Regions from separate parts of the Homo sapiens genome. Here region 1 is linked to region 2. A link is a loop called in an ENCODE intact Hi-C map of the cell type or tissue named here. Cell type or tissue: heart left ventricle. All regions are shown on one strand. Links, peaks and the distances in the headings refer to the core of each region. The heading gives the core; the rest is flanking DNA. Region 1 has its middle 56 kb from the start of LINC00485. Region 2 overlaps NUP37 (nucleoporin 37).

Evidence for each region. A loop is a pair of places that touch in the nucleus more often than their neighbours do. Peaks named below come from ENCODE experiments on the same cell type or tissue, not always from the same donor. Only the 100,000 strongest peaks of a DNase experiment are listed, where the experiment ranks them.
Region 1: it touches region 2 in a loop (3-fold over the local background); 14 of 110 quality-filtered maps call a loop at or near these places.

Annotation. Positions count from the first base shown.
Region 1 is chr12:102,763,045-102,772,883 of GRCh38, forward strand. No RefSeq gene overlaps it. Among named protein-coding and RNA genes, the nearest start is that of LINC00485, 56 kb to the right of the region's middle. In heart left ventricle, for the core only: a CTCF peak has its summit at 6,735 (motif pointing left); a DNase peak (open chromatin) is centred at 6,717; H3K27ac peaks cover 333 bases.
Region 2 is chr12:102,089,268-102,099,226 of GRCh38, forward strand. It overlaps NUP37 (nucleoporin 37), which reads right to left. Exons shown (of 10, transcript NM_024057.4): 5 at 9,839-9,933. Among named protein-coding and RNA genes, the nearest start is that of NUP37, 26 kb to the right of the region's middle. In heart left ventricle, for the core only: a CTCF peak has its summit at 6,574 (motif pointing right); no DNase peak of the experiment used is centred there.

The DNA of each region.
Region 1 (9,839 bases), core at 1,840-9,839, 670 kb after region 2:
GCCTGGATGGCAGCAGCTTCTGCATCAAAGGGCTTGTATTCTGGCTTGTTTGACAGAATGTGTTTAAAGAAAAAATCAAATGAGAGCGAAGAGACCAGATGTATAAAATTTTCCAAAGTATTTACTTTCAGCTTAGAGTCTCAAGCTGTGTTTCTCAACCTGAAGGCGGAGGACATAGTGTGGGAGGATTAGGGCATGGAATTGTGCAAAGGACCTTAATCCTCAGCCATGTCATATATTTTCTTGGAGTGGAAATAAGCTTTATTCTCCACTCCTAGATGTACTGTTGGATTGTAATACTGTCATAACAAATAAAATGCGAGCTCATTTAAAATTATCAAATCCATATTAGCTTTCCATCATCTTAGTAAGTACAAACAGCAGCGCTAATACATTTTGTGGGGTCCAGTGGGGATTTTTGAAGTTATTACTAGTAATAAAAATTCCAAATATATATTTACTGTGCAATGTACTGTGAATGCAGATTATCTCATATAATTCTCCATCAGCCCTTTGAGGTAGGCACTATTATTCTTGCTTTATACATGAGGATCACAAGATATTTAAAAACAGTGGTAATCGTATTTCCTGCTTAATAGTGTAATGGAGAGTAAACAGCTGGGGAACTCTGTCAGGTCAGTGCCAGAATGCCCTCCCCCACCAAAAATGAATCCATGGAGGCTCAGACAGCTTGGAGTGGGAGATGGGGAATGCTAATAACTATGCCTGGAAGTGACAGGGAGCCTCATGTAGACTGACAGAGTCTAAAATTTGGGAGTGGGTAGTAAGCCAGCAGGGAGGTGGCAGATGCCCAGACTATTTAGCAGGGCCTAGAATGGGTGTCTTAGGATGAGAATGGTACCTGTCTAAGGCAAATGAGTTATCACCTTGGGTTGGATGTGGAGAATATGTATGGACCTCCAATGTCTAGAAAGAGCGCTTCACATTTACAAGTATTCACTGAGTCCCTACTGTGTTCTGCGCACAATGCAAGTGGCTGGAATACGGTTCTGAGCAAAAGAGATATGGTTTCTGCCTTAATCAGACTTGTTTAGAGAAACTGTTCAAATATTTACATGAGGCACAACAAAACTGTAGCAAGTGTGATGAAGGAAAGGTACAAGGTGCTATACAAGCATCCAATAGCAGAATCTGATTTCATTTGGGGGTCTCAGAAAAGGCTTTCCTGAAGAAGTACTGGAGAGAGAGGAGAGCATTTCTGGCAAAGGGAATACTGGTGCCTAGATCCAATCCCCAGAGGTTCTAAATTGATTGATATGGTGATGAGCCTGGTCTTTTAAAAGGGAACAGCTCTTGGGAACTGGAGAGAGAGGAGAGCATTTCTGGCAAAGGGCCCCGAGGTAGAAGGAAGATAATACATTTGAGAAAGTGAAAGAAAGCCAATATGTCTTGAGCTCAGTGTGGGTGAGAAAAATACTTCTGTCTCGGAGGAGGTGAGACTCTGCACCAGCTATATAGATAGAGACTTTGACCCCAGAAAACAAGACAGGGAATGAACCATTGAAACCTGAGCCCACGAGAAGACTAGAAGGGCTAAGGCTATTGAAGTATGAGTCTGAACTTCAATTTGTCATCGCAAAGGATGCAGGTGGTCCCAGTGTAGCCCTCAGTATACTGCCTGACAAGTGTGCAGGCAGCATGTACCCTGCTTAGGGCCAGGAAAGTTGTTTCAGACCTAGCTCCACCTCCTTCTCAATTTGGTATTACTGGGATTCTGCTGACCCCATTGTATTGCTTAGAACATTGCTACTCAAATTGGAGTCTTAGACTGACAGAATTTCTAGAGGTGGGGACTGGGAGTTGTGTCGAGTGATCCTTATGTAGTTAAACTTTTGGTAATGGTGGTTTAGAAATGTGATCTTCAACCTTAACTGCACACTAGTGACCTAGAAGATCTTTAAAATTATTGATGCCTCAGCACCACCCCCACAGTTCCTGATTTAATTGCTCAGAATGTTTGTTGGGCATTGAGAATTTTGAAAGCTCTTCAGATGACAGTAATGTTCAGCTAGATTTGAGAACCACAGATTTAGAGGCTAGTTCCCAAATGCCAGTCCACAGATCAGCTGTATCAGAAATATCTGGAGTGCTTATAAAGAAATCGCCAGCCCTACTTCAGACCTAACATGCCAGAATTTCAAAGGGTAAAGCCCAAGAATAGGTACTTGAAAATATTTATCCTGACACTGAAAACAAATATGGGACCACCACGTGATTTTTGAACCTATCTGGGCTTGGGAGGCCCTGATTTAGATTGAGGCATCTGAAACTGTAATCTGATTCAGTCTGTGGCGGCGTCCAAGGTTCTGCATGTTTAACAAGTTTTAAGGTTGTGCTGCTCGTCTGAGGACCACACTGCAAGCAGCAAGGGTTCAGGAGACCCAGAGGAAAGAATGGGCAGCTTTAATTTAAAATCTGTAAAGGGCTGTACCTGAAATCTATTAGCACAAGGGACCCTATTTTCATGGCCCTCTCTCTTTACCAGACCACTTTCTTTAGGGCAAGGATTGGGCCATTATCGTGTCTCCATTGCTAGCATCGAAACACAGTGCTCAGCACATGTTAGGAACACAATAAATGGGTTTTGAATTGACTGAATACCATGACGTCCTTAGGGTCTAAGCTGTGGAGCCAGCTGAAGGTGAGACATTGCTATAATGCGGGCCTTCTGCCACTTCCAGTCATAAATTCCAATTGGACGGGGTCCAACGTGAAGCTGTGTGTTACCAAAGCCTCCTCTGTAGGGGGTAGGGTCAAAGCAGGCCTCTGAAATATTAATAATTCTGAGCAGTGACCACAGCTATGATATTTACAGACCCATGAAGCGCAAGAGACAGCCTGAGGTTGCTCACACAGCCAGAGACTCCAAGGACTTACTCTGCTCCAAATGGAGCATGTATATTGCCCAATCCTGCCAAAAGCCATACGGTTCATTAGCTTTTACTATACAGAGAAATGCGCCAGGCCTGGTGCTAAAATGACATGATAAAGCATATTTGACAGCAATAGTCAGAGGAAAAGGCACAGTGGGAACGGAAGAGCTCTGTGGGACGTTGCTCATGCCTTTGGAACAGAAGAAAAATACCTCTGCCTCTCGATTTGGAGACCCAGGCTGGTTGGAATCTGACAAGGACTTATTACTTTAGAAACGTTTTTCAGGGATTTGATTTCATCCCCTGGATTCTCTTTGCCTGGTGATGGATGTTTTTCTCCTTAATATTTTTTGATGCTGTGACTATTTGTGTGGTTTGTGAGTTAGATATTGGGAGGGGGTCAGGAGAGGAAAAAGACACAGAGAGAGAAAGAGTAAAAGACACAGAAAGACAAAGAGATAGAGAAGGGAGGGAGGAAGAAAAATGCCCACAACTGTAAGTGAGTGGAAAAGAGTGGATGAAGAGCAGTGAGGAAAGGAGATGGGATGTCAGAGGAGGGTGGATGCTAGGAGGATCCAGGTCAGGGCCCTCCCTTCATTTGGGATGGATGGTCTTTATACTTAAGGCTGGTCTTAGTGTGTTCTGATGGGTACTTATGTAATCTCTGTCTTCTTTCCAAGAGGCACAAAACTAGAATTTCTGGTCTCACCTTCAGTCCTAATAACTCTTTGCCTCCTGCCTTGCCATGAAATCTCTTCCCTAATTGTTTTTCTGCCACCATCACTCCTGTCCTTCCTATCAAAGACTACATGGTCTGGCTCAGGGACATTTACATTTATGTGTTAGAACTTTCTCAGGCTGTTATACCCCAACTTAATCTGGTCCTACCACACTTAAGTCTTTTGCCCATCTTCCCCCAGTGCCTTTGGCTCCCTTCTCTGGGCATAGCCTGAGACAGGGTTTCATGCTCTGCTTGGCCCACTCTCCACTCATCTGAGTACAGATTCCCCCTGGAATGTATTCCAAATAGCCCAGTGTTTCCCAAAGTGTGTTTTCTGGACCATCTGCTTCAGAGTCATGGAGTTGGGGTAGAGAAAGGGAAAAAAGGGATTTTTTTTAACATGCAGATTCCTGGGCTCGGTTCTCCAACCCCTAAACCAGACTGGGGACTGGAGGTGGGGGCAATTTTGAAAATATGCAGTTTTAATCCTTGACCCAGGATTGCGAAATATAGTAAAGTTTAAGAACCTCAGCAAGACCAGCCTTCTGGCTTCCCAGATTCTTTCTCCTTCAAGACCTGGCTCAGAAGATCAGAGACTCCCCTCCCGCAACACACAGGGTAATGTCAAAAGCCTGGGCCACACACCTTACACAAATCACTTAAACTCTCCAGGCCTTTCTCATCTTAAAGCAGGGGGCAGCATTGAAGTCACAAGTAGGAACAAGGACAGGACAGGTGACATCTAGACAGGAATGACGCTGGCCTGATGGGAATTAGGGGAACTGGAAGCTGCAAGCTTCAAGCAGGCAGCTGCTCCTCCAGTGCAGTCAATTGTGGCCAGATGGGAATGGGGCCCAGAGATGCCAAATCTTCTGAAATTTTTAGGGAAGCTAGAAATCAGAATTTCTATGTAACATTTCCCAATTTTTTTTTTTTTATTCTCTGGCTAATTTCTTTTTAACGGGCCAAATAAAATTACACATGTGGGGCATATTTTAGCTGTTGAGTCCACATTTGCAATCTCCAGACTAAGGCTCCCTAAGGTTGCTTTCCACACGAGAGTGCTGGCATACGGCGATCCTGAAGCCCCCTGGTTAAACAGGTTGTTCTGTTGCTGGTTGGAGCTTCCCAGCTGATCCCTCTGCTTTCCAGGAAAACCCCACAGCTCCCCTTGTTCTAAGAATCACTAAGGTTCTCAAAGCTTAGTGTGCATCACAGTCACTTGGAGGGCTTAGTTAAAACACAGCTTGTTGGGTCCTACCCGCAAAGTTTGCGATTCACAATGTCTGAGTTAGGACTTGAGAATCTGCGCTTCTTACAGACTCCCAGCTGCTGAAGCTGCTGGTCCAGTGTTGGCACGTTGAGAACCATGGCTGTAGACCCATTACTCACTACTTGTTACCTATGATGTTTGCTTTCTCCTTAAAACCAGCACTCAGGGCTGGGTGCGGTGGCTCATGCCTGTAACCTCAGCACTTTGGGAGGCCGAGACCGGTGTGGATCACCTGAGGTCAGGAGTTTGAGACCAGCCTGGCCAAACATGGCGAAACCCCGTCTCTACTAAAAGTACAAAAATTAGCCAGGTGTGGTGGCAGATGCCTGTAATCCCAGCTACTCAGGAGCCTGAGGCAGGAGAATCACTTGAACCCAGGATGTGGAGTGAGCCAAGATCGCGCCACTGCACTCCAGCCTGGGCAACATGAGTGAAACTCCATCTCAAAAAAAAAAAAAAAAAAAAAAGGAAAAGGAAAAAAGAAAAAAAAAAAGAAAACCATCACTCAGGTTTTAGCTTCTCTCTCATTCCTGAGTCACTTCGTACTGCAATACTTTGTGCCTTCCTGGTGTTGCTCACATGATCAAGAACTCATTTTAACAATAGCTGCCATGTTTGAGTGCTTACAGTGTGCCAGCCATTTGTCCAAACACTTTACTGTGTAATCGTCATCAGACCTTACTAAGGAAGGTATCATCCTCAATCTCTACATGAGGAAACCAAAGCCTGGTCTACATGAGGAAACCAAAGCCTGGAGAAGTTAAGTAACTGGCTTAATATCACAGAGTTTAGTGAATGGTAGAAACAAGGTCCCAACCCAAACTGTCTGGCTCCAGAGATTGGTTGTCATATAACTTATAGACCAAGCTGCAACACTTTTGAGAGTGACACGAGATACTATTAATAATTATGCCAGGACAACAGATATAAACCAAGACTGACCTTGGCAAACCAGGACATGAGGTTGTCCAACATATTCTGCCATTTTAAATGTACTCGTTGAATGGTTACAATCTTGTGAAAAGACGACAGGCTTTACAGCCAGCCAAATTCAGGCTTAATTGAGCAGAGGCGTGAAAGTACCCAACACAGTGCCTGCTGCATGGTAGGAAATCGGTAGATACCTGTTTCCTTCTGCCAAGTTTCTAATCCTTTGCTGGGCAACATGGGCAAGTGTAACATGTAGCCCTTATTCTGGAAGCCCTTACAATAGAGTTGATAGAAAAAAGGAACATAAATGAAAACTTTTAAAGATTATTCTAAGACTTTAGTAATCCGAGGCTGAGCATAAGAGTTCAGAGATGGTGATTCTCTTAGCTTTTGAATTTTTAGGTGAGTAGAAATTTGAACTGTGTCTTGAAGACTGAGTAGAAGGCAGGAAGGTTAGAATTGGGTATAGCTAAAGAAAGACTGAGTTTATTCAGAAGTGTCTCTGTGACATAAGTTTGTCAAATATTTCAGCTCCATTCCAACCATAGTAGTATTCCAGATACAATGAAACAGGGACACACTTTTGTTGTATTTTATTTTTTCAGTGTTGTGCACTCACGAACCCCTAGAGAGCCCAGATGAGGACTTGATTCTCCCAGGCATGGAAGGACAGACAGAGAAACTTCTTAGGAGCATTGGTCTGTGGTTTTCAAGACCTTCTGTTATTTAGGAATTTTGAACAAACTCCTGCCCCCGCAATGGTTTTCACAGTAAGAGCAACAGCTGCGGGGTACTTATTCCTCCCTGATTTATGTAAAAAGGAAGAGCAACTTCATCATACTTTTTCTCAGTCCCAAGTGCGGGAAATTCTAAACAGGCTCAACACCACCCTCTAGTGTGCACAAAGGGCGGACGTGGGAATTGAAGCCTGTTCATGACAAAGGCAGATGGTGAAGACTGGAGAAGGTAGAGGGAGAGAAACATCCTTGTATCTGCAGGAAGCCCATGAATTAATATATATCCAAGTGCTCTAAGGTAAAGTACTTCTTTAATAGAAAGATCTAAGGGAGCGCTTCCAAAAGAAAGAATATAATGTTCTGTGAAATACTAATCCCACGAGATTCCGTCCGCACGCGCTCTTTTTTTTTTTTTTTTTTTTTTTTATACTTTAAGTTCTAGGGTACATGTGCACAACGTGCAGGTTTGTTACATATGTATACATGTGCCATGTTGGTGTGCTGCACCCATTAACTCGTCATTTACATTAGGTATATCTCCTAATGCTTTCCCTCCCCCCTTCCCCCACCCCACTCTTAAAGTGCCCCACGGTTAACTAAGTTTGGAATCCTCTACACATCATTACAGTCTTCTGCAAGCCCCTGTTACAGCTTCAGTGTTTAGGAAAGCTGTTGGGAAGTTATGCAGTGATGAAAAATCCACTTCCCACAAACATTTGACCCCTGAACTTTTTTTTTTTTTTTTTTTTTTTACCTCTACAAGCCCCATGTCATCCCCTAACACAACTTCTCATGGAACGTACTTTGGGCAATGCTACTAGAAAAAGTACAAATGAAGTTCTTACCTCCGGCTTCCCATTTGATGAAACAAGTCCTGTCCCATAGGCTTCGATGGCTCCACTCTGCTTGCAAAGATCAAACTCTAAAGTAAACCAATAGAGCTGATCAAGGCACAAAATGGAAAAAGAATGGAGCGGTGACTGAAACCAAATATCTAATCAACAGTGCCAAGGACTGGAAGATCCCTCAAGAGGCTGAGAGGCAACCCAGTTCTTCCCCACTTCAACCCCATCCCGATCTTCAGGCAGGACAGAGAGCCTTCGTACTGCTCTCCTAATGCATCATCCTCAGTCCCCTGGACCCCGCTTCTTTCAAAGTTCAATTATATCTGAGGCTTAGTTCAAGGGTCCTCTTCTTCAAATCTTCTCATGACTCGGGGGCCCACTGAGCATTTCCTTTCCTTCAGTTAGATCACCCTTTCGTGTATTCATTAAAAGCACATTGAACACTTACCATATGCATGATACAGTGCTGGGAAATACAGATCTGAAATAGACAAAGATCCTACCCCCCAGAGGAGCTCACAATTTCTACCACTGGAAGAGGAATGAAGAGAAGACAACGAAGGCTCAGTTCTAAGGAAGGCTTCAGCAGATGAAGATACAGTAAGTTGCGGGCACATTGCCTTGTAGAACATATCCAACAGCATTCTCACCATGATCACATCAAGTTATCAGAACACAGCCTGCCTCAGGTTAAGCACTCTATGGATGTTAGCTTTTATTTGTGTTGTTATTATCATTCTTGCTATTATGTATTACATTTATGTTGTATTACTTTTTTTCTTATTCTACTGTTCCTGTACAATAAAATTGAAGGGTAAGATGCTATCTCCACCACAAATGGTTTAGTTTGTGAAATTACTGCAATACTCAGTGATTGCTGTGATTGCTGATAAATATCAATGCCAATGACACTTTATTCCTCTCCCTGTAAAATGATGCTACCAGTAACTATCTTTTCAGATTTCATTGATTCGTCAATTTTTCTTCATTCATTGAAATAATATAAGGTTTCCATTATGTGCCAGACTCTGTGCTAAGGAAAGGGAATATAATAATAAGACAGACAAAGTCCCTGCCCTCCTGGAGTTTGCTACATCTCAGAATTGTGGAGATTTCAGTGAGATTACTTTATATGTGTGCATTTTCTGATATGAAAGGCTGGGTAAATGTAGAGTATTATTATAACTTAACAACCCACCAACACTACTGCTGTCAAGCATAGCCTCCAGTCTCTGAAATAGAGAATCTCACTGTGCTTACCTGGCACAGTGCCTGGTTTCATAGGCACCTTCAGAAATGTCTGCTTAATGAATGAATGAGTGGAAGAATTAATTAGAAACATTATTACTAAATTTCATTTTCTACATAAATAATAATCATGATGAAATGAAGGGGGGTGAATGGGAATACCTATGAATTAGTCAACTCTTGTTACATGGTAATTATGACATTGTGTACTTTTTTATCATTGTCCTCCTAGCAACCATGGTGTTCAGTATCAATATTCTCATTTTACAGATGAGCATAAATGAAGTTCAGGGATATTAAGTAACTTTCCCAGGGCTTCAAAATTATAAGCACAAATAATAACGGAATCAGTGGCCTGAGAACACACTCACATTTTCCTTCTCCTTTAAGGGGTAGTTTCATTCTTTTCCCCAGACCCTATTTTATTATTGAGGAACATGGTCTTCTTTTCCAGATTAAACTAAATGGGGATGGATGAGGTGATGAGTTCCACCTAATGTGTCACAGCTGGAGATGCGTGTCATGGCCATTAACTGAAATTAATGCCCTGAAGGCAATCATTACCAACCCCAGCCTAATAGAAACCAAGGGCATCTCTGATAAAACAGTTTTGATTTCCTCCCAACATTTTCCAAATAAAGTGAAACAAACAACAGATTTCCTTAACACCAAAAGATGTGTTGTCGCTGAGCGGATTGAATCTTGATACAGAACTCAGTTACAAGGTAACAGGACCAAAGAAGGTCTAACAGTCACCTATTTGAACCGTTTTCTTGATGATGAATCTTCTCTAATGCTCCCTTCCCCAAATGCCCTCTAGCCTATGCTTGGATACTCCTAGTTGGAGAATTTCTTCATGCTTAAGATAGCCCATTTTATCTTTAGAGTGAGCTTATTGGAAAGTTCACTGCATGTTGAGCTGAAACCTGCTTCAAGTGGCTTCTCCTCATTGTTTCTAATTTTCTTCCTGGGAGTCACTAGGAAATGTGATTTGCCATCCCCAGGAATAGTGTTTCCAGACTACTCCTATGGTACTTGCTCTACTACACACTTATACACTCAATATTTTTATTCAACTCATTATAACTTTACCTATTTTAATCTACAACTAAGCAATAAAATCTGTGAAATCATAGGTTGATGTGTTAGCTTTATGGTTTTCTAACACATATTAATATTATTAATGTATTA
Region 2 (9,959 bases), core at 1,960-9,959:
CTTGGAAGATTGCACAGTGGCCAGGCAGAGGCGCTCCTCACTTCCCAGACGGGGTGGCGGCCGGGCAGAGGCGCTCCTCACATCCCAGACTGGGTGGCGGCCGGGCAGAGGCACTCCTCACATCCCAGACGGGGCAGCCGGGCAGAGGCGTTCCTCACTTCCGAGGCACTCCTCACTTCCCAGACGGGGCGGCCGGGCAGAGGCGCTCCTCACTTCCCAGACGGGGCAGCCAGGCAGAGACGCTCCTCACCTCCCAGACGGGGCGGCCAGGCAGAGGCGCTCCTCACTTCCTAGACGGGGCAGCCGGGCAGAGGCACTCCTCACCTCCCAGACGAAGGGCGGCAGGGCAGAGGCGCTCCTCACATCCCAGACGATGAGCGGCTGGGCAGAGGCGCTCCTCACTTCCCAGACGGGGCAGCCGGGCAGAGGCGCTCCTCACTTCCCAGACGAGGCGGCCGGGCAGAGGCGCTCCTCACTTCCCAGAGGAGGTGGCCGGGCAGAGGCGCCCCTCAATTTGTTTTTTCTTAATGCCTTATACGGTCTTCAATTAATTCAGTACACAACAACATATATATTCATTCTACTCCTGACAGACATTTAGGTTGTTTCCAATTTTTGGTCGTCACCAAGAATGCTGCTGTAAGCCGTCTTGCATATGTCTTTTAGTGAATATAGATACCCACATACGATCACATACACACACACACACCTGCTGGGTACATACCTAGGCATGGAATTGCTGGATCACAGCTTACAAATATATTCAACTTTAGCAGGTAGTTATCATCAAATAGCTTTCCAAGTTGGCTGCACCTCATATTTCCTTTTCCCCTCTCATATTTAATTACCAGTGGAAAAAGCCAAAACTTTCTCTCATTTTCTGACTAAAACAGTCTTAATCATTTATATGAATGGTAATAGGTACAGCTTTTCAGGTGCTCTTATTTTGTAAGGTACATTTCTCAACTCTTTTTTTTTTTGCGTTTTATTTGCAGTATCTATGTATGGACAAATGTGCCTAAGTTTTAAAATGTTGTAAACACAGTGTACAGTAGAATCTCTCTGAACTGACTCTGACAGATTTTTCTTTTTTCCCCCTATAGAAGTGCCAAGAATGAGAAGGCTATTTTCTAATATGCCCACATGTGCATTTGTTGCATGTGTATGAAGAGGGAATACAGCTTCTTTGCTTAGCAAACCACTGGTTGTATGGGATGTAAACCCATGCTTATTAATGTAATTACATAATATTACATAAACTGACAAAATATGAATGTGAAAGCTATTTCAATGAAACTAAGTCAATGCCAACTAACTAAAGGTTAAGTTTCTAAAAGAAAAAAAACTCACTCATATTAGGTATGTGTGACAGTTTTAAAAGATTAAATAATAAAAATAAAAATCTAGAAGTATTCTGAATTAAGACTGCTTTTCTAAGTGTTATTTTCATTGAAGACATTGTATTTTGGTTGTGGTTCATGCCAAAAAAGTGGTCCCAAGCCAATCAATGGACTCATAACCTAAGAAAAAAAAGCACTGGCCTAATATCAAAAGACTGGCAAATGGTTTTTAATATACATGGGTTGTATATTAAAATAAGGCAGGTAGGCATTCTTTTAAAATGATTTCCTGAGTTTACTGACTTTTTGTTATCTAAGAAACTTTTGGTCTAGACCACGTCAGACAACAGGATTTCTACTATAAAAGAAAAAAATTCAAAATTTGAAAATTCAGGTTTTAATATTTCCAAAATTATTACTATTGCAAAGTCAGTTATAACCACAGAAGCACACTTTTCAGGACAGTGGTGCATCACAGAAAGAGAAATGCTTTAAAAGCTCACAGCCGGCCAGGCACTGTGGCTCACGCCTGTAATCCCAACACCTTGGGAGGCTGAGGCAGGCGGATCACCTGAGGTCAGGAGTTCGAGACCAGCCTGACCAATATGGTGAAACCCTGACTCTACTAAAAACACAAAAATTAGCTGGGCATGGTGGTTAGGCACCTGTAATCCCAGCTACTCGGGAGGCTGAGGCAGGAGAACTGCTTGAATCTGGGAGGCGGAGGTTGCAGTGAGCTGAGATTTTGCCACTGTACTCCAGCCCGGGAAACAGAGTGAGAGACTCCGTCTCAAAAAAAAAAAAAAAAAAAAAAAAAAAAACCCAAAAAACAAAAAAAACCCCACAGCCTTCATAATACACATAATTAAGCATATGAAAAGATGATAGACCATTTCTCAAAGCATAAAAGTATAGAATAAATGTTATCAGGTTTAATTACCTTGGCCAAAACCTAGGATCTATATTAACATACATAGTACATATTTAAATGTTTGCAAGGGAAATTTAAAAGGAAAAGCTTTTATGGGAAAGTTATGTGCTGACATATTAAGGTGCCAATACAGACCAAATCAAAGGGCACTGGGTAAGTAAAGCATCACTCCTCAAGTGAAATAAAATGACAGTTTTCATCCAATTTGAACGATAATTATAATTAACATCCCCATCTCTCCTGACATTGTGGTCCTAAATAGAACTCTTAGATTTAGCTGTGATGATGGGATAGAGAGCTATTCAGATCTAAGATTATGAATTATGCTTATTTTACTTTTAGTATTTTATTGCTATGATTATTGCTTCATTTCAGGCCGAGTGCTTTTCAGCAGAACATTAAGTATCCCTACCATATGGTATTTAAATGTTATTGTCCCAATAAATTAACAAAAAGGTCCCATAAATTGGGTGTTGGCATACTGGGGATATCCTAGATATTCTCAAAGGTCTTTTAAATGGACAGTTAATAAAGAAAGATGTTCTGTCCGAGGATTCAACAGGAATATTCTGTAATATTCTGTTTATTTGTTCATTCTCCATTTTTAACATTTTTGGCAGCTCATTGTTTGCTAGGAAATTCATCGCAGAAGGGAATTTCTACTACCAAATGTTTTTTGACAACACAAAAGAAAGAATGGATGACATTAAATGACACATCTGTATCCATTTGGCCCTAACTGGTAAAGCAAAAAATATGAACCACAATCTTTCTAAAAGACATGACTAGATCACATGAATCTGTGTATTGATTAATTAAGTAAGAAAGAAAAGAACAAAGTAATACAGAGATGTAGTTATAAGGATTAGCAGGCACTTTACAATGTCACTGGTACAGGAAAGGGACCCTCAACATTCTTAGACAAGAAACATATTTTCCACTGAGCTTGTGAGAGCAAAACTAGGATTTTCTCTTAGTTCCAATTAATCAATTACTAAGTTAATCAGGTTATAGATGATTCAAAGAAGGGTAAGTCGTGGTGTATTTCCTTAGCAAATGAGCACACAATTAGAAAGTGAAACATTTTGCAAAAGAATTCAGTGCTAAAATATCTGGTTTTAAGTGCAAAAGGAGTTCAGAGGTGGGGAACCATGTAACTGAAAGCCCAAATCTAGAGATTAGATGGACAAATCTTTACAGTGGGTATGGGTAGGTTAGAGTTGGTAAATAAAGTTTTGTCAGTTTATGGTTGAGACTATGGAGAACTTTGAGAGCTAGGCAAAAGCCTTAAAGGTGGAGACAACAAAATAGCAGGATAGTTGGAAGAATTTTATAGCAGGATACTTTCAGTGTGTGTGTCCAAATATATTTAGAAAATAAGATTAGATTAATTCTTTTTTTAATACTTGAGACTACTGAGCAAGTAGTAGTTGTAGCAGTAGTAGTTTTAATGTACTAGCAGTACTAATGATAAAAGATTATTATTAGAAGTTTTACTGACTTCAGAGCAAGAATTAAAAGGGCAAAAATGAGATAATTGTACAGGCTTATTATTTTACTCTTCAATAACTGAAAATAATATGTCAAAATCAGAGTTGATAATAAAGACTGCATGTACTTTGAGGGTGGAGAGAGAAGGAAGGAGGTACCCTGTTTCATACAGAACACTAATAAACTACACCACACAAAATTTAATCTGTTATACATCTTCATGAAGCTTTGGGGAGGATAAAAATTTTATCAATTTGTATGCTGTTGCTTCATTTTGATTTCTTGTAATTGTAAACAAATTGAGCAGAAACTACATTTATTATCACAGAGATAAGAAACTGAGGCTGTCTCAGAGGAGAATTATTAACATCTCATTTAACTTATACAGACAGATAAATTTTTGAAGGATGGAAATTGTGAGAAATTTTGTCACATTTAAAAATAAACTTCAAAAATTAAACTCTCAACTGCAAAGAAATACCATATGGTAGTTTTCAAACAGACCATGTGTAATGATTTCATCTTTAAGGAATTCAGAGTAGAAGGGCTTTTTCTTTAACTAACATAAGCCTTAACAAAAGCAACAGTAACACTACCCAGGAAATATTAGCATTTCATTTTTTCCAAGAAAAATTTTGATAAACTTTACAACTTAAAATTTGACTATATGCTGAATACTAAAGCTATCAATAAGGGAAAGTACTCCTTTATCATTCACATCAATGGTCTTTCAAAATCTGGAAACTGTTTATGGATATGATTCCCATTTTATAATCCACTTACTGTAACCACATGAGGGCCACATAAAGCAAGCTTAAATTACTGTAGTCACTGATTTGGTGATATATTTTATTAAGCACTTGTTTTGTATTTCATCTACAAGGGCATACAGAAAAGAACAAAGTATCAGCTACTAGAGAGTGATTTTACCAGTAAATGATCATGTCAAGTTTTAGAAAATGTTTTCTTCACTTTACTGACTTCTACTCTATTACAGTCTTTCATTAACACCCTATTTCACTGCATTGAATTTAAAAATGTCTGCAAAAGTGATAAATGTGTTTTAGTATAATTTTTGGAGAGTTCTTTTAACGACAAAGAATCTCTATGTTCCATCACTGGAGCTAAAGTATTGCCATGCTCAACACAAAGTGTCCATTTTACCCCATTCTCAAGGCTCTTGTTAGAACTATGCAATTACTGATCTTGATTCAAAATGTTAGAAAAAATTAGAGTGAGTTTTAGAAGACAAGCAGGGAACTTTTCCTGAATTTTAACTATAACAGTATAATAAATCATGTAAATTATCCTGATTATACTTTGTACCTGGGCATGGTTTATGCACTCCCAGACGTGGATTACTTTCCAAAGAATGGTTCATTGGCCTACCTTCAGAAGGCTCTCAGTTTCCTTTTTGCTGTTTCCCACAAGGACTATTTTTAGGTATACTGCATATTTTGTGATCTCAATTGGGGTGGGGGTGGAGGAAGAACACTCCATCTTAATTATGGATCTTAAAGACTTTCAAATGTACATAAACAAAGGTAATATGAAAAACACATAGCTTGCATGTGGTACACAGAACAAATTTGATAAAAATCATTTTTCCTCTTGCAACATTTTTTAAACAACTATATTACTGGCTTAGTGAATAGCTTAGGTAATTTAGTATTCCTTTATACAGTGATTTGGTTACATTCTAATATCTTATTCTTTATTTTTTATATGCCACCCTTCTCTCATTCTTTTAAAAAATGATCCCAGTTAGAACATGACAACTACAAATATTTCATGTTTTATAGAGAAAGTGAATGGCACATTATATGCACACCTATATTTTATTAAACTAAAAATTCCCTGGTTTCTAGAAGTCAGTTTTCTTTCACCATAAACTTTTATCTAATATTTTAAAAGATTATTGAGGGATGAGGAGGAGGGATGGGATTTACTACTGATATCCTTTGTAGTTACAGTGCGTACTAGGTCTTGTATTTCTTTTGTATCCCCCAAAGTACTGAATATTGGGTATACTAAATGTGTTTAATAAATACTTGTTGATCTGACTTGTTCTTACAGAATGGTACTGTTTCTAATATACAAGAACATCTGTTATTTGGCAATGACTGGGAATGAGATGTTCTGTATTAGTGAGTTTTAAAAAATAATAAGCTTAACCCACTAAATACTTAAATGACACTTTTACCTTCTTTTGGAGGAGGAGATAATAATTTTTTCTAAATGAATATGCACTTCTTTACCTCTCAAATACTGTAATAATTTTAGCCTTCTTTCAATGACACTAGGTCATAACTATGAACGTATTTATATTTTTCTGTGCATATGCATATACAAACACACACATAAAGCATCAGTATTTTTATCAACCTGTGTATATATGTGTGCATATATTTTTATATATACATGTATATGCATGTGAGTGCATCTGCATATGGTAGACATGATGAGGGATCATAAAGAAAATGGTGTAGAATATAAGGCTGAATGACTAGCAACCCCATGCTTTACTTGGGAATTTCTTTTATTAAACACATCTATCAGACGCTTGCTTTTTGTTTCAGTAATGGCACCTTTTTCATAAAGATACATATTTCTTCATCAAGATATATACTTGTCATACTTTTCATACAGAAAATATTGCAAGAATATTATCTTACTTTTTCAACTTGACATCCTATGATTTATCTTGCTATGTTATTCCTATTTTGATTACCTGTATTTCCCTATTTCTCTAATGAGATTTAATTTCATTGTATTACTACTAACATGAGCTTTTATCCTAAAACTGTAGATCTGCTCAGCGCTATGACACTGTAGAACTCCAGATGGCACTATTTACATTATACTCTACACAACTCATAAATCTCTACAACTGTGCAACTTGACTGCCTTGCCTCTGCCTTACATTTTCATGTTATCTTATTTTTCTGATATCCAGTCTTACTCATTGTAAAGAAGAAGAAAGACTACCTATGTCTTCATATGTAGTTGTTATCTGAGCTTATACACAATGCATTATTATTCTCTTTGTTTTCCTTTTATAGAATATATCATAAAATTAAGGGACGATAATAATTTTCTGTACTTATATATTTGGAAGGCTACATTTTCTGTGAGTTTCATTTAAAAAGGTGTGGTAGGCATTATAAAATGTTTGTTAGAAAGGCAGTGTTGGAACTGATAAAGACCAACTTTAATGAGAACCCAATTTTCTTATAAACTTGCACAGATCATAGAATAGTAAAATTAGATGGAGTCTTAGATAAAATGTAATCTATCATCTTCCATAATAACATTTTGTATTATCAGAGGTACCTTTGTTCACAGTACGACTCTTTATTCTGTTTGATTCAGAATTTGGCAATTTTCAATACAACACATACATTTCATGAACCTATTCAGGTCACAGATTGTTTTAAAATAGTGTTCCTAGGGCAAAATTCTGCTAGCTGATTATAATATAGTGTCTTTCTTGGAAATGTCAAAGTGAAACATCAGAAAATATGCATAGATCAAAATATTGAGGTTATTTTAAATTTTCTTAAGTAAGCACTGGGTCTGCTCTTTACAGTACAGAATACATATTGTAGAACTGCTCATATGATATACTCTCTTGTCACATATGTGATAATGTAAGAATATATATGTGATATTGTAAGAATCTTACATTATCACATATGTCCTCTTAGAATTCCTTCTTTCCTTGCTATGAGAGTGTATGATACTATCTACTCTTTCTCATTTTAAACTTGTTTTTATATACGTTCTGTTTTTAAAAAAATCTTACCTATATTGCTTAGGTTTTGGCCTAAGAGGTTTGGCTTTAATAACCAATCAGAGTTGTTTATTTTTGGTTGGTGAACTAAGCTGTAAATTCTAAAAATACTCCTAGTTTGATGTTGTGCATCAACCCGAAAATCTCGGTGGTTTACAGAAATAAGCATAAATTTCTTGCACATGGGTCTATGGGAAGCTCTGTTTCCATAATGCCATATGGGTCCATATCTGCTCCACGTGTTTCTCATTCTGGGATCAGTAGCTATCTAGGACATGCTCATCTCATAGCAAATGACAGAGCACAGGAGGTCAAGTCAAGCCAGGCAAAACATTTGAAGCTTCTGCTGTGTCACACCTGTTAATGCTACATTGGCCTAAACAATTCACAAAGCTAGGGCTAATTAGATGGGAAAATCTCCTTTCATGGGAAGGTGAAAGGAAAGCAAATATTTGTTGAACAATAATATCAACAACCAGTCTGGCAAAATGAGAAACTTAGAGGCAATGTAGTCAGGTTTTTAAAAAATTAAATTTATTTAAACTAAAAGACTTACTCTTTAGTTATTCCTTTCCTACTTTTTAGAGTAATAATGTCCTTTCTTTTACAAAATGATAGTGGTAGAAGGCAGTAAACTTAAGTCTTATATTCGACAAAATAAAAAGTTAGCAACCCTATGTCAGTCCCCTAAATTTTTAGAGAATTTTGCTAGTTTACAAAAAAAATCTCAGAGTCATAAGAAAACAAACAAACAAAAACATAGACTACTGAGTGTGATCCTAGGTCTCTCCGGCTTTCGTTCACTATTCAGAGGCCATTCCTTGGCTTGCAAAGACACTCATTTTTCCCCTTTGCAGGTTTCATTATTCCAAATGCTTGTGATTAGGAAAATCTATGTTTTAAAGAGCTGAAATGCCATTATTTATTTCCAGTGACCGAATTTTTACCTTAAAACGATTCCATTTACTCTTCAGGTCACTATACAAACTTGGTTTTGTAGTACCTGGGGCCCTAGAATCTTAATGTCATGTAAATCTTTCATATCTCTGACATGAAAATTTTAACAGGCAGTACATAAAGAATAATGGCCTATGACTCTATCACTTTAAAAAGATGAGCTATATTAAGAAGATTAAAAATTTAAAAAGTAGCTAGCAGCTTTACTTCTAATGTGAAGTCATACATATTTCATAGTTTTATATGTACATAAGTACTAATAAATACTAAGGATTTTGGCATAGTTTTATGAAACATTATGCAAAACAGCAGAGCAGCAGTTTTTCTCTCCCTCACAGTATCGTTAAAGCAAATGAAGCAACTGACACCCTTCCAATGACTGATGCACTCATTTCACTCCTGACTCCTCAGCTTATTTCCACCTGCTATTCTTCCTTTTCATCTTGTTCTTTATTTGTGATATTCTCCAGCTTTACACACTATTAAAATGTTATAGCTACCTCATCTGTTCTAAATTAGGGGGTGAGGTAGAAGAACATAATAGTTAAATGTATTGTATCTAAAGAAAACCTTATGCAGAAACCTCTGAATTTATCAAAACACTAAATTTTCCATCAATCTTATGTAGCAGATGAGAGTCATAGTTCATTATTCCACACAAACTTATCATACAGCATCTGTAAAGTAACTTGACAACTGCATTTTACTCCTACTTATCTTGTCCAATATTGAAGAATTTGATCCAATATGTTTGTGTTTTTTTTTTTTTTGAGATGGAGTGTCGCTATGCCACCCAGGCTGGAGTGCAGTGAAACAAGCTTGACTCACTGCAACCTCAGCCTCCCAGGTTCAAGCGATTCCCTTGCCTCAGTCCCCCGAGTAGCTGGAATCACAAGTGCGCACTACCGTGCCTGGCTAATTTTTGTATGTTTAGTAGAAATGGAGTTTCGCCATGTTGGTCAGGCTGGTCATTAACTCCTGACCTCAGGTGATCTGCCCACCTTGGTCTCCCAAAGAGCTGAGATTATAGGCATGTGGCACTGTGCCCAGTCCAATATAGATTTGGATTTCATAAATGTGAAAATCTGAAATAAGAGATAAAAGACACCCATGGGAGGCAAGGAAGTTTTCATTAATGGTGATGAGGACTATCTCACTGGTTTTGAAACTCATGTTTGTGCCATACCTACAGTTCAAATAAGGTATGCTTCTTTTACAACACTCTATAGAATTTATGTAAAAGTCACATTTTTTTTTCTCATTTTAAAAATGTAATTCTCATTAAAATGGCAATTTAAAAATGTGGTTATAACATAAGCAACATACCTGCAGGTGTGATCGTCACTCACACTTGCAATTTCTTGGCCTTCTTTGGGATCAAACACCAAACCATTAATGAAATCGGTATGGCCCTCTAAAACCTGACAGAAAGAGAAACAGAAAGCTT